3 separate regions of the Homo sapiens genome follow, and all the other regions are linked to region 3. Evidence: read pairs that join two places in POLR2A ChIA-PET (ENCODE). Cell type or tissue: A673. All regions are shown on one strand.

Region 1 (5,000 bases), 270 kb before region 3:
CGTTTATATATGGGACTGAAGCTTCTGCAGTCTATATATACCTATTTGGGGGGAAAAAAGTAAAGTACTGACAATTCAATTTTAACAAAAAAAAAATGCTTTCCTTATCAAACATTAATGTTGTGTACATGAACCTATCATCTGTGACAGCAAGGAACTCAAGCCAGGTGATGCACAAGCCTTCACCCAGCTCAGTTAGCTTGGGCTTCTCCTGTACCAGATTTGCCTGAAGTAACATGAGGTTATTTAAAAAGACCTCCACCTAGATTGCAGTGAGCCGAGATCCTGCCACTGCACTCCAGCCTGGGCGACAGAGCAAGACCCCATCTCAAAAAAAAACACAAAACCAAACAAACAAACCAACAAAAAAAACCTCCACTTTCCAGCATCTACTCAAAAGGGAAGTCCTTCCTAATCAGAAGAGAGATAACGTTCTTCCTAAGGGAAGACAGAAAAAGGAGAAGAGCATTTGTTAAGCATTCTCCATACATGTCTTCCTAGGTATTTCACATCCAATGTCTCAATAACCCCATGCAAACATGCATACAATTCTTTAGACTGCTCCCTTCATTACCCAAAAAAGAAGGGAACTATGTCTTCCTAATTGATTTTAGGTGCCTGGAACAACTAAGTATTTCACTGAAAGACATGTAATAAATGCTATTTGATAGGTAAGAAAAAGGAAAAAAGCAAAGTTACCTCTTTTCATTTGGCTTAAAGAAAAAAAAAGTATGTTCTACTATATACTAAAATATCAGACCAATACACAATATATTGCAAAATTTTAATACCATGTGGTTAAACACAATATTCAAATATTAAACTTTTCAAGCACATGAAAGTCACCTTCTGAAAGACAAACTGGGCTTTTTTTATAACTACCTTTGTGTAACTTTATAAAATTACTTCCCTCAACAATATCTGACACTGATCTTGATACTAGTTAGAAAGTCTGATGTAAGATGATGACATCTCAACGTCAGTGATTTAGGAGATTATCTTCAGAATTCATCAGAGGACCAATCGTCATCTTCATCCCTTACTTCTCGGTATCTCCCTGAAGACTCCCCTTCTGGATTATAACTCCGCATTTTAATATTCAGTCTTTCAGCTAATTTTTGCGCTGCGAGCTTTGCTTGCATCTCCTTTAAAACAAAGAGCAAAGCACAAAGTTACACGTTCACATCTCTTCCTTACAATTTTTCAATGGGAAGTTACCTAGAATCAGCAATAAGAGGGACACTGACACCTCACTGAGTGCTCCCTTGGGCAATACAAGCCTGATGGCTGTGCCCTATCAGACACAACTGGGTAATGCTTCTGACAGCCACCAGCCTGCTACAGTTGAAGTTACTGACCTCCATTAATATACAACATTGCACTGAAATACACTCCTCTATATAAGAAACTGAGTAATGAGCTTAGCACTACAATACTTATAAATACAGATGCGTTAAATATGGGGGCACATGCACATGTATACACACTCACATAACAATTTGACCTATCAAATGTCAAAAATGACTAATGCTGGGGCCCGGTGCAGTGGCTCACGCCTGTAATCCCAGCACTTTGGGAAGCTGAGGCAGGCGGATCACGAGGTCAGGAGATCGAGACCATCCTGGCTAACACGATGAATCCCCGTCTCTACTAAATATACAAAAAATTAGCCGGGCGTGGTGGCGGGTGCCTGTGAACCCGGCGTGTTCCCGGGTTCACAAGAATGAACAAGAATGGCGTGAACCCGGGAGGCGGAGCTTGCAGTGAGCTGAGACTGCGCCACTGAACTCCAGCCTGGGTGACAGAACAAGACTCCGTCTCAAAAAAAAAAAAAAAAAAAAAAAAAAAAAAAAAAAAAAAGAAGGACTAATGCTGTCTAGATTTCTACAACTGACAGGACCTTCTTCCCTAATTACAATCATGACTTCCAGACTTGGGAATTACATTTCAATGGCAAAATGAAAATCAAGAAATTAATACTAAAAAGCTGACTATTCCTCTCCAAATAAAGTCCTACAGCAACTAGTATCCAATAAAAAGTCCAAGTAAATTTCAGACACTGGCAATGTACTTAAAAACTCCCAAGGACTTTACCACCAACTGATGGTAGGTGGCAATGTCATTCCTAATTCAGTTCTTCCCTTTTCTCATGCTTTCTTGAACTTCTTGATGTCCTCCTCTTCAAGCCATGAATATGGGTCAGTAAAAGTGGGAGCTATTACCACTACAACTTCTCTGCTAAAAAAAAACAATTTAAAGATGAAGGGTTTAATTCAACCTAAAAATATCTTAGGACAGGCATTTAAGAGCTCAGAGACAGTAAACACTTCCTCAATGCTACAGCCATAACTAGACAGTCATTTTAATGCACTGAAAGAAAAATGGTTTTTTTCAAAAAGAGCACCTTGATAATGCCAATCCATGCCAAGGCTTTTATGAAAAGCCAAAGCAGATTAACAGCCTGTTTTGTTGTTTTTTTTTTTGAGACAGGGTCTCACTCTGTCACCCAGGCTATACAGAGTGCAGTGGTGTGACTGCGGCTCACTGCAGCCTCGACCTCCTGAGCTCAAGCAATCCTCCTACCTCAGCCCCACAGGTAGCTGGAACCACAGTTGCATGCCCCAATGCCCGGCTAATTTTTTGGTAAAGATGGAGTCTAGCTATGTTGCCCACGCTGGTCTCGAACTCCTGAACAGTCTGGTGTTATACTAGTTGGTGCACTAGTACCTGACTAAAATCTAGCTAATCAATACCTAGGAAGTGAGACAGGATACTGTTCTCCTGGAGGCTAAAATTATTACTAAATACTTCTAAACTTTTCTGTTCCCCTATGGTCCTTCACACTTATTTTCTCCCATCCCATTATTCTGTATACAAACTCTCAACATACATGTTTGAAGTTCAATGCAAAACACATGGAAACAAAGTGCTATGCAAAATTGATTAAGCTGCCAAAAGCAGGAGATATTTCTCTCTTCACATGGGCCTGCAGATTATGCTCTAAAGCAGTGTCTCACTGTCTGCTGGCTACACAACATTATCCTCCCACTCCTTCTATGCCCTCCCCTGTACTGCAGAAGATGGAAGCCTGGGAACTACATTCTCCTCATTCTCTAACAAGGGGTCTGGGTTTGAGTCCGCCACTGAGAAGCTGTCACATGAGTTTTACAAGGTGAAAGGGAGAGATGCGATGCTACTACTATCCTAACAGGAACAGGCAGGTAAATGAGCTTTAAGACATGAAATTCTACAAGTCTCCCCACATCTCCAGGCAAATCACCACTTTAATGTTGAAGGTAGCTGTGATCATCTCTAGCTACTTCCTGCAGTTCTAGCAACTTTGTGACTCTCTGAAAACTAGTGGCATAGATCTGAGCTCATGGAAGCACCTAATCCCCTCTATTCCATTCCTTCCTCCTTGAACCTGGAGTAAATTCTAGCTTATGTAAGCAGCACCCAACAAACAGACAAGAAAAAAAATACTCTAAATACCTCATAATTCTGTTTCTGCTGTTTCTGAAGTGCCAAGGATTCTTCTATGGAGAGCAGCTGCGTGGGCATATGGTGAAGTGGTAGAAGCCGAGCTGCTGTGATGTCATCAAGATGCTGCTTATCCCTGCGCCGCCGCTCTTCTGAGGAAATAGGAGACCCACTCTTCTGGCAATGACTAGATGAATCATTTTGTCGAAAAGGTAACCTGATGAAAGGAAAACTTGTGTTATACAATCAGATTATTTTATTTGTAGACACATTTAAAACATTCACACAAATGGCCTTTACCTTAGCAATTAATTCTCCTCCAAAGGTAACAGTAAGTAATTTACCAGTATTCATTGCTCTAACAAATAGGGGTGTGTTTGTGTGCATACAGGCTCTTTGCCTTTTCCTTCCTTATTCAAACCTTGTATTTCATCTGGAGTTTTTTTTTTTTTTTTCATTTATTCAAAGAACATTTGCAAAAGGGCTTATTGCCCAGTAGAAAGAAATACACATGTAAAGTTTCAGTGCAATACAATACCAGAGATACTGTGATAGATATCTCAACAAGATACATTGGAACATAAGGAAATGGCCAGTTCTAGTGGGAGACAGGGAGGCTAAGAAAAGTTTCAAAAAAGCTTTGAACAGTCTTGGAATAATAACTGCTTACCCATGTAAATAAGGAGAGAAGTGCATCCCAGCAAGGGGAGTGAGAGAAAGTACAGAAGGTAGACAGACTCAGCTTTTCTGGCTACACAGAAAAGACAGCGAGAAAGAGGGCTGGGAAGTAGCCTAGGCCCAGACTGCAATGAAGAGTTCTCCGTAACAAGTTCGGATTTCCATCTTACAAATTTCACTCTGGCAGCAGTGGAGATAGACTGGTAGTTAAGACTAGAGGTAGAAGGGGCCACAATTACAGCCCGAGAGAGATGAGAGTCTTCACTTCGACAGAAGATGAAGAACAATTATAGAGATGAAGATCAAAGAAATAAGTAGGTCTTCATGGCTAGCAGATATGGAGATGAGAAAAATCGAAGATACCTTAGGGGAAGAAAACCGAGAAGGTGGTGGCACTATTAGGGAATATGGAAATCACCTTGGAAAGAAACTGCAGTTCCACTTTGTACATCATTAAGCTGAGGTACCTGGGAACACCCAAGTGATCAAGTTTCATGGTTAATTGGCTATGCAAACCTAAAGTTCTGGGAAGATCTGGGATAGAGGTGCACAGGGGTCAGCCTCCAGCATCCAGGTGATACATGAAGCCAGAAGAGTATGCAGAAGGAAGAGCAGAAAGGACCCAAAGGACACTACCTGACCCCACCTTCCAACCTCCAAGCCACCTCTCACACGGAACCCTCTCAATCCCTACCTGTCTATGGCCTAAGGACTCCTCAAAGCCCTGCCTTTCCTGTTCTCCTCTAACTTATACAGGAGGCTCCCTGTCTCTTAAACTTCCTGAATTCTTGGTAGCCCTCTTCACTATTCCCTTACCTCTCTCCCACTCCCAGCTAAATGAC
Region 2 (5,000 bases), 120 kb after region 3:
CAGTTAGAAAATCAAGAGACCAGGCACTCAACCTCCAACGAGGGGAAACTAAAGGCTGAAAATAAGCTGAAGTTATACAGATTCCTGGGGGGCGGTCAGTGGGAGGGAGATGGCTGCTCAACCAATCTTCTTAGTAACCGGGTTTTTCCTGCCTGGCCTTCTGCCTTGGCCACACAGAACATCAGATCATGTCTGACTCCACACCTGCCCTTCCAGGATTCCTGCCAGAGCTGTCCCCTCCCAGCGGGCCAGCCTCAAGCCCTCCCTCCCGCATGCTCGGTCAAGCTCTCCTCCGTGCAGCTGCCAGGGGCAGCTGTCTCATGGCCACGTGTGGCTCTGCCCCCTGGTAAGAGCACAGACTCCTTGGGGCAGAGTCCATTTCTTATTCTTTTTTTTTTTTTTTTTTTTTTTTTTTTTTTTTGAGAGAGACTCTTGCTTTGTCGCCAGGCTGGAGTGCAGTGGCACGATCTTCGCTTACTGTAGCCTCCACCTCCCGGGTTCAAGCAATTCTCCTGCCTCAGCCTCCCAAGTAGCTGGGATTACAGGCACCCACCACCTCGCACGGATAGTTTTTGTATTTTTAGTAGAGACGGGGGTTTCCCTTTGTTGGCCAGGCTGGTCTCGAACTCCTGACCTCGTGATCCACCCACCTCGGCCTCCCAAAGTGCTGGGATTACAGGCATGAACCACCACGCCCGCCCCCTTTCTTAATCTTTACAGACATCCCACATACAAGACTGCTGAACTTGGCTTCTGAACAGTACAGGTAGTTCAGCTCCTTGCCAGGTAAAAAGAATTCACTAAAATCTCAAACATTAAAAAAAAAAAATCTGTTTTCCCATTGGGGAAAAAAACTCTCTTGGCTGCGTAGGGGTCCTTTATTAAGTCCACACCATGTAATATTACACAACCATTACAAAGAATCAGTAGGGACCGGGACCGAGGTGGAGGCCAGGGCAGCGCATCCAGGAGCGAAGTCCGCGCTCACTGCTGCCATGTGGGACAGCTGAGACAAGGATGTGTACCCTGCGCCCCCGCGCCACATGCCAGCACTGTCATCGCAGACTTGGCTGCCCAACCCCGTCGTCTACCTGATGAAGGCCTTCGACCTCCTAGTGGACCGACCGGCGACCCTCGTGAGAGTTTATAGAGTGGCAGCACGCAAAGAACAGGTATTACTACTACCACCGGCAGTACTGCCGCGTGCTGGGCATCACTGAGCGCAAGGAGAAGAACATCTTGTGTGTCAGGCCTCTGAGCCCAAGCTGAGCCATCATATCCCCTGTGACTGGCACGTACACATCCAGATGGCCTGAAGCAACTAAAGATCCACAAAAGAAGTGAAAATAGCCTTAACTGATGACACTCCACCATTGTGATTTGTTTCTGCCCCACCCTAACTGATCAATGTACTTTGTAATCTCCCCCACCCTGAAGAAGGTTCTTTGCAATTCTCTCCCCACCCTTGAGAATGTACTTTGTGAGATCCAGCCCCTGCCAGCAAAACATCGCTCCAAACTCCACCGCCTATCCCAAAACCTGTAAGAACTAATGATAATCCACCACCCTTTGCTGGCTTTCTTTTAGGACTCAGCCCCCTGCGCCCAGGTGAAATAAACAGGCTTGTTGCTCACACAAAGCCTGCTTGGTGGTCTCACGTGTCTTCACATGGACACGTGAAACACTGTGCATATATGAAGCCGAAATGCAGTGGAGGAGGGACTACAAAGTCGATCAAGAAATCGTCAATATTATCCAGGAGCGGCTCAAGACCTGTCAGTAGTGGGAAGAAGACAACTACAGGTAGAACTGGGCCAAGGAAGTGGAGCATTCACCCAGGTGGCCAAGGCTTACCAGGACCGCTATCAGGACCTGGGGGCCCACCATTCTGCCAGGAAGTGCCGGGCCAAACACAAGCAGAGGATGCTGGAAGAGAGAAAAGCTGCAAAAGAGGCCACCGCTGCCGCCTCCTGAGGCAGCTGTGGATGCCCCTGCTGTATGGCTGTGCTTGACTGTCTCTGTGTTGCTGAAATAAAACCCTGCAACCTGGAATAAAAAAATGAGTAAGAGGCAGGGCAAGGTGGCCCAGGCCTGTAATCCCAGCACTTTCGGAGGCTGAAGTAGGCGGATCTCTTGAGCTTAGGAATTTAAGACCAGCCTAGGCAACATGTCAAAACCCCATCTCTACAAAAAAATATGAAAATTCGCCAGGTTCAGTGGTGCATGCCTGTAGTTCCATCTACTCGAGAGGCTGAGGTGAAAGGATCGATTGAGCCTGGGAGGCGAGGCTGCAGTGAGCTGTGACTGAACCACTGCACTCCAACCTGGGCAAGGGAGTGAGACCCTGTCTCAAAAAAAAAAAAAAAAAAGAATGAACAAGATTGATATCTACTCATCTGAAGGTATTTTTCACAGTGTATTTATTGTTAGGTGAGCAAAACAAATAGCAGAGAATTGTATACGGTATGATCCAATTTTTGTCAAATAGTGACAAAAAGGAATGACAACCTTTATGTGTGAATATGTTTGAATGAACAAGGAGAAAAGCAGTTTTCAATAGCTGGTACCCAGGCTCCAGGCATAGGGAAAGGAACTGAAAGGATGTAAGAAAAAAGCAGTTTTAAAGAAAGCACTTACAAATAAGCACAAAAATGCATGCATCTGTGTAGTTATTGCAGGTTATCACGTAAAAGTAAAATTAAAACATCCACAAACCGTTAAAGGTCAACTTTAGAGTTTTAAAGTAATTGTGGTACAAACACACTTTGAAATTTCTCCTGCCTGTAAATGAAGACAGAAGAATGTGAGGGGAGGAGGGACCTGAGCGGGGGAGGGACAGGAGGGAGGGAGGAACCTGAGTGGGGGAGGGACCTGAGGGAGGGAGGGACACGAGGATAGGAGGGACCTGAGAGGGGGAGGGACCTGAGGGGGGAGGGACATGAGGGGGTGAGGGACACAGCGGTGGGGGAACACAAGCTGAGGAGGGATAGGAGGTTGGGAGGGACCTGAGGGGGAGGAAGACACGAGGCGGGGAGGGACCTGAGATGGGGAGGGACATGAGGAGGGGAGGGACCTGTGATGGGGAGGGACATGAGGAGGGGAGGGACCTGTGATGGGGAGGGACATGAGGAGGGGGAGGGACCTGAGAGGGGGAGGGACACAAGGGGAGGAGGGACACAAGGGGAGGAGGGACACAATAGGGGGAGGGACATAAGGGGAGAGGGACATGAGTGGGGGAGGGACAGGAAGTGTGGAGGGACGTGAAGTGGGGGGACCTGAGGGGGGAGTTCTGACTGAGGAGGAGGAGCACAGGGTCCCAGTTGAGGGGAAGGACAGTTAAAGACAGAAAACAGGTTTTCTCCTTTTCCTTTCTCCTCCTCCCTTTTCTCTTCACCTCCTCCCCTCCTTTCTTTCTCCCCCTCTGCACCCTCCCCTCTTCTTCCTGCCCTCTTTCTCTCCCTCCTCCTCCTCCAGGAAACTCTGCCTGGCTGAGTGGGATCTGTTCTTTACCCAGGGCGTGTCTGTCTCCAGGGAGCTGATGAGCCTCTAGGGAGAGGGCAGGCCAGGTCTCACTCCTCCTCCTGCCCTTCCCAGGATCTGTGAGATAAGTGACATGTCATCCAAGGTCACAAAATTTATTAACCCAAAAAACAGGCCTAAGATCCCACTCCCCCCAACCCACAGGCCCAAGCCACTGCATCAGGTGGCTGGAAGACATCAACGTGGGCAGATGTTCTGACTGATCAGAAACCCCTGCGGCAGGAATTGCTCTGCGGGCCTCTCATAAATGGAAGGCACCCCCAGTCCCGCCTCCCTGGGAGCCCATTGCTGAGTTTTCATTTTCCTGCTGGGAGGGCTCAGGGAGCACTGGGTCCTGGCACTTTGTGCCTCAGAGACGCTTCCAAACAAGCTGCCTGGTCCTTTGACCACATGGTGGCTGCCCGGGAACACCGGTTGGCTTCCTCTACCTCTCCGTACCCTTCCTCTGGCCACAGTATGTCTCCCCAAGGGCTACTAGGATGGAGGGTGCCTGGTGGGGGGCGGGTACCCTGCCAAGGCCTGCTCCCCACCCACCGTGGCCTCTGCCTGCGAGAACTCAAAGGGGTTACAGAAGTCTGCAGGGGTCCCCGGGAGAGTCTCCAACACCCCTTCCCCATGCTCTTGAGCTCAGCGGATGCCCCGTTTGTTTATTTGCATGAGCTAGAAACTTGGGACTCAATCCTGACAATTCCTTCTCTTTCATCCCATGGGAATTCATGGCCAAGCCTTGCCCTTTTCATCTCCCAAATGCCCCCCGAGCCCATTCCTCTCTCACCGTCCCTGTCCAAGTTGCCCCCATCTCCTGGCTGGACCCCTGCAGGAGCCCCAGGTGCACCCCTGTTTCTCTTCTGCCTCCCTCCCAGCCAGCTGACTGGGGTTGTCTGGAGTCTGGAGGGGAGGCCAGGGGGTATGGCTCCTTCAACACAGTTTCTCCCAGGCAGCTGGGGCGGAGACCCAGTGCTCCAGGCCATTCTTCACTAACAGCCAGCATGATTGTCCTGAAATAAAAATTGGATCTGTTACTCCCCTTTTTAAACCCTCAAAGGATTCCCAGATGGCTCCTCTGATCAAGACACACCGTCTACCTCTCCCAGCCTCAAGAGGCCAGCCCAGCCCACTCAACTCTCCTGGGAACAGCTCCCTTCCATGCCCCCAGCTCCGTGTTCATCCTTCCAGACCCCAGGCAAGCTCTCAGGAAGCCGTTTTCTCTTCCTTCTTTACCCTTCCCTGTTTCTAATCACGCGTGGGTGAACGTGATCATTTAATTCATGTCTTCCCGTATCGGAATTTGTCATTGTCACAGCACACGCTAATCATTCCAGAATATTTGTTGAATTGAAGGGCTAGCGAATTGCAATCGCATTCAGGTGAAGGCAGTGACCGTGGATACGGGATTGGAAAGATCACGACCCCCAAACTCAGGATTCCAGGAAGGGTTCTTGAAAAGGGGGCCATCTTCA
Region 3 (5,000 bases):
ATATTCAAAAAATAGTTCTCCAGGCTGAAGGAAACCAGTCCGAGATGGAAACACAGAAGTACAGAAAGGAATGAACAGCACTGGAAAGGGACTACATCTAAATGAAAGATGTGCGAGACCTCTCTAACAAAAATGACGGAACGCTGCTGAGAGATGCTAAGACATAAATAAGTGGGGACAAAGTTCATGTTCACAAATAAGAACACCAATAATATTAAGACGTCAGTTCCACCAAATTTATCTATGCATTTGGTATAATCCCAATCAAAATTCCTAGAGGCTTTTCTTGGTGGAAGCTGACAAGCTGATAAAAGTTTATATGGAAAGGCAAAAGACCTAGAATAGCTAAGATAATCTCGGAGAAGAATAAAGCTACCAGATCTGAAGGCTTACTAAAGTGGCAGTATTTAAACCGTACGATAGTAGTGTAAGGAGAGACAAGTAGACCAAAGTAATGGAAAAGAGTCTAAGTATTACAGAGGATATATAGCCACTGGAACTGGCATGCTGCACTACCAGGAGTGTAAATTGTTTCAATCACTGTGTAAAATCATTTGGGAACATTTAACAGTTAAAAGTACACCTAATTTACAACCCACAAATTATACTCTCAGATATATTCTCAAGAGAAATGAGTGAGTGTGTTTACAAAAAAAAAAAAAAAAAAAGTAATGTTCAGTTTGGCATTACACCTAGCAGCTAAATACCAGAAATGACCACTAAGAGTATACACTATGTTGACTGATTACAACAGAAAACTACATTTCAATACAAAATAGCTACCAGTATATGCAACATTAATGAATCCTGCTGATATAATGTTGAGGAAATGAAGCCGGACACACGAGAATACTTATTATAATACATATTGTAAAATTTTATGTATGTAAAATTCAAGAAAGGCAAAACTACTCTAGGTGATAGAAGTCACGATATGATCACCCCCAGAAGGAAGGGGGACAATTTATGGGGAAGGAACACAGGAAACCCAGGAAACCTGGGTGATGGGAGTGTTCTATATCTTGATCTAGATGGTATTTGCATGGAAGCAAACCTATGTTAAAAATTCAATGAACTGTATAGATGGAATTTGTGTAATTTACTTTATATAAGTTATACCCCAATAAAACAATATAAAAACAGATATTTGTTGAAGACTTATCTGTTTGCTAAGTTATACCCAAAGCCCCTGCCTCTGTGTTCCCAAGACCCTTTATACATATATTTGTTACAGTGTAATCTACATTACACTAGAGATTATTGCTGAGTCACCGCCAGTGAGATTCCATCCCTCTCTGCATAGCCTGTATGCAAGTAGTAAATAAGTGTATGTTAGCTAAATTGGCTTTCTCCTTTTAGATGTTACATTTCCATAATGAAGAGGGATCTGATTGAAGAGAGTCTATTACAAAATATTATCTCTCTGATCTGAGTATGAATATTAATGGATCTTTTTTTCTTCTTCTTCTTCCATGAAAATAACATGATGATTCTCTCAAAAGGATTTGGCTAAAATCCTACAGTAAAGTGGTTAGAAAACTACAAATAGCTGAGGGGAAGAAATAAAAGTAGGAATCAAAGCTAGAAACGGCGGCATCTTGGCTCACACATCCCTGAATCCAGGTGCAAGTTGTGTGTGATAAACTTGGAATGAGGTACTTCCCTACCTACTCCTGTGAAGATGATTAGAAACACAAACACACAACTTCCAATTTTCTTAGGCAAAATAACAATCCATTTTAGAAACAGAAATCCAACCCAGTGAGGGAAATTATACATTGTTCTTTCCCATACAAAATCTCTACCTGCTTTGCTGTTTTCCAGTATGGTCTCCGTCCCTAAGGGAGAGGGTTCTTACATTCTCTCCTAATCACTTAAGTGACACCGCAAAGATAAAACTCTAAAACCTTTGCCAGCAAGTAATCAGATTCCAAACCTAAGAGGGAGGGAAGAGGAGTAGGAAAACGTGGCAATTAAACAGTCATGGAGCTGTAATAGGAACCTGAAGTCTAAAAGTCTTGGTTCATTTTCTCATCATCTCTTGATTTGGCAGCTTCTTTTGTTGTTGTTTTTAAGAGACAATGACTCATTCTGTCACCCAGGCTGGAGTACAGTGGCACAATCATAGCTCACTGCAGCCTCCACCTCCTGGTCTCAAGTGACTTCTGCCTCAGCTTCCTGAGTAGCTGGGGCTACAGGCATGTGCCACCTCGCCTGGCTAATTTTTTAATTTTTCTAGAGACAGGGTCTCACTACATTGCCCAGGCTGGTCTCAAACTCTTGGCCTCAAGAAACCCTCCCTCCACAGCCTCCCAAAGTGCCGGGGTTACAGGTGTGAGGGACCACACCTAGACAGGCATTAGCTTTTCATTGGTCTCTCTTCCTCTAATCTTACCTCTTTCCAAAAGCCACAAAAGGAATAAACTTTCACAAACACAATGGTATTCACATCTGTTTAAAATCCAACAATGGTAACCCATCCCCTTCCCAGCCCGAAATGGAAACTTCTTACATAACTTCCAACTTCCAATGTCCTTGCTACCAGGCTCTTCCTCAGCCCATCCTGGCTCTGTGTTCCCACTACACTAAATTCCCTCTAACATGGCAACCCATGCCTCTTTATATTTGTCTGTGCTAGTCACTTAACTTAGAACACCCCAGCTTCCCTTCTTCTCACAAATAATTCTATGATCTCTTGGGGCACCATTAGTGTCACTGTCCCTAGAAGGGCTACCCTGACTTACCCAGTTCAGGCTGTTCACCCCTAGTCTGTGACCCACAAGGACAATCTCAACATCAAGGCCAAAGACTGCGCTCACTCTAAGAACAAACAGGTATAATTTACGAGTTAAACACATGCCTAACTCACAACTCAGCAATTTTACTTCTAGGTATATTCTCAAGAGAAATGAGTGAATGTGTTTACTCCCCTCCCCAAACAAGTACAATAATGTTCACAGTAGCTTTATTCCTAATAGCCCCAAACCAGAAATGTACACCAAGAATACACACTATGTTATACAGATACAATGGAAAATTACATTTCGATACCAAAAAAAACTACGAGTACATGCAACACTAATGAATCTTGATGATATAATGTTGAGGAAATGCAGCTACACACACAAGAATACATATTGTGAAAATTTATATAAAAGTCAAGAAAGGCAAAACGACTCTAGGTGATAGAAGTCAGGATATGATTACCTCCAGAAGAATGGGGTGTAACTGATGGGGGAAGAAACCCAGGAAACCTGGGTGATGGGAGTGTTCTGCATCTTGATCTGGTTGAGATTTGCATGGATGCAAAACTATGTTAAAAATTCAATGAACTGTACAGATACAATTTGTGTAATTTACTTTATATAAGTTATACCCCAATAAAACAATATAAAAAGGATATTTGTTGAAGACTCATCTGTTAGCTAAGTTATACCCAAAGCCCCTGTGTTCAAGACCCTTTATATTGCTCTGTAACAGCCGGTGAGATTCCAACCCGCACTCCCTGCATAGCCTGTATGCAGGTATACAAAAAAACAAGAATCGTGTTGATAATTTGGACTTCAGAGTTTTAGCAAACAAATACTGGACTGACTTTAAGAACTATGTAGAGCTCCTCAAGGCTATGTATATGCAAGGACTATGGTGTAATACGCAAGGACTATGGTGTAAAGATTCCCCAGTGGGAATTGCGTATGTGTGTGTACGGCATTGTTCTATTTGAGGCCACAGCAGCAGTCATGGGTTAGCTGAGTGCTGGGGGAATAACAAGTAGTAAAGATGGTAGGTTGACGCCTAAAATTATCCCCTGTATGTACGCTTCCCAAGTTAGAAAGAAGCTACAGACAAGTTTCCTGTTACCTGCCTCCAGGTGTCTTCCTCTTTCCTTCCCATGCAGAACTCCCCTGGGAGGGGAAAGGAAGATGGACAAGCAAGAAATGAGTTCCACACAAGGCGGTGGAAGATTGAGGAACGAGTGTTTAGCCGTACTCTCTTACGAGTGGCTTCCTTCCAGGGCACCAGGTGTGTCTGACATAGAGTAGTTGTTTATCAAATGTGAGAGGGCTCCTTCCTTAACCAAAAAAATCTCTATGTCCCCACTCAAATTCAGCACAATCAATCAGACAGGCAGTTATTTAAAAACTAACTTGGCACCACTGGGCTCTTTCCTGTCCCCTGCACCACAGCTGATCAGTGTCACCAGTCTCTAGTCCCATTCTCTTTCACACCTGAAGCTCCAGAGCTTGGGTCCAAGCCTGTTCACACTTACCTTCCATGTTTGCCTATGACAATGCTAGTCTTCCTATTCTTATTTTCCTCTTCTAAATCTCGCCATCTGTTTGTATCATCCTGTTATAGTCTATGTATTTTTAAATAAAATATCTTTAAACTTTTCTGGAAAAAAGGCTGGGAAAGGCCAAGCATGGTGGCTTACGCCTGTAATCCTAGCACTTTGGGAGGCCAACGTGAGTGGATTGCTTGAGCCCAGACGTTCGAGACCAGCCTGAGCAACATGGTGAAACCCTCACCCTACTAAAAACACAAAAATTAGCCGGGTGTGGTGGCACATGCCTGTAGTTCCAGCTGCTTGGGAGGCTGAGGTAGGAGGATGGCTTGAGCTCAGGAGGCAGAGGTTGCAGTGAGCCAAGATCATACCACTACACTCCAGCCAGGGTGACAGAGACTCTGTCTCAATAAAATGTTGCTGCAACATGTAAAACATGAAGAGTACTCCTCACTACTCAGGCAACTTCCCACTTACTGCTATAAACAAACATACAGACTGAAGAAACAGCAAGTTGTTTACCACATTCCATGCTAAATGCACTCTACAAAATACAAAACTTCCATTTACTTGGTTATTTCCTTGGGCGCTCCCAGCTGCTCGAGACTTTAAGGTCTGGATTTTCTCAAAGACCAAGTTGACTTTCCTTTTAGTAGCATCGTCATTATCAGTGCTTCTGAAAAAGGGACAGCAGAGAAAACAATGAGGGACACAA

Evidence for each region. Peaks named below come from ENCODE experiments on the same cell type or tissue, not always from the same donor. Only the 100,000 strongest peaks of a DNase experiment are listed, where the experiment ranks them.
Region 1: POLR2A ChIA-PET joins it to region 3 with 9 read pairs; 2 of 35 experiments call an interaction of 5 or more read pairs at or near these places.
Region 2: POLR2A ChIA-PET joins it to region 3 with 5 read pairs; 2 of 35 experiments call an interaction of 5 or more read pairs at or near these places.

What each region holds. Positions count from the first base shown.
Region 1 is chr15:57,710,681-57,715,680 of GRCh38, reverse strand. It overlaps GCOM1 (GCOM1, MYZAP-POLR2M combined locus), which reads right to left. Exons shown (of 17, transcript NR_104371.3): 16 at 3,493-3,697; 17 at 1-1,145. POLR2M (RNA polymerase II subunit M) reads right to left here. Exons shown (of 4, transcript NM_015532.5): 3 at 3,493-3,697; 4 at 1-1,145. The coding sequence ends at 1,002. Among named protein-coding and RNA genes, the nearest start is that of POLR2M, 6.5 kb to the right of the region's middle. In A673, no CTCF peak of the experiment used is centred here; no DNase peak of the experiment used is centred here.
Region 2 is chr15:57,322,443-57,327,442 of GRCh38, reverse strand. LINC01413 (long intergenic non-protein coding RNA 1413) reads right to left here. Exons shown (of 5, transcript NR_120337.1): 3 at 4,316-4,538; 4 at 3,511-3,597; 5 at 2,404-2,593. It also overlaps the pseudogene NDUFB10P1. Among named protein-coding and RNA genes, the nearest start is that of LINC01413, 5.8 kb to the right of the region's middle. RefSeq lists an enhancer at 3,430-3,937. In A673, no CTCF peak of the experiment used is centred here; DNase peaks (open chromatin) are centred at 2,952 and 3,462; H3K27ac peaks cover 2,216 bases.
Region 3 is chr15:57,442,334-57,447,333 of GRCh38, reverse strand. It overlaps CGNL1 (cingulin like 1), which reads right to left. Exons shown (of 19, transcript NM_032866.5): 4 at 4,856-4,961. Among named protein-coding and RNA genes, the nearest start is that of CGNL1, 68 kb to the right of the region's middle. In A673, no CTCF peak of the experiment used is centred here; a DNase peak (open chromatin) is centred at 2,053; H3K27ac peaks cover 1,210 bases.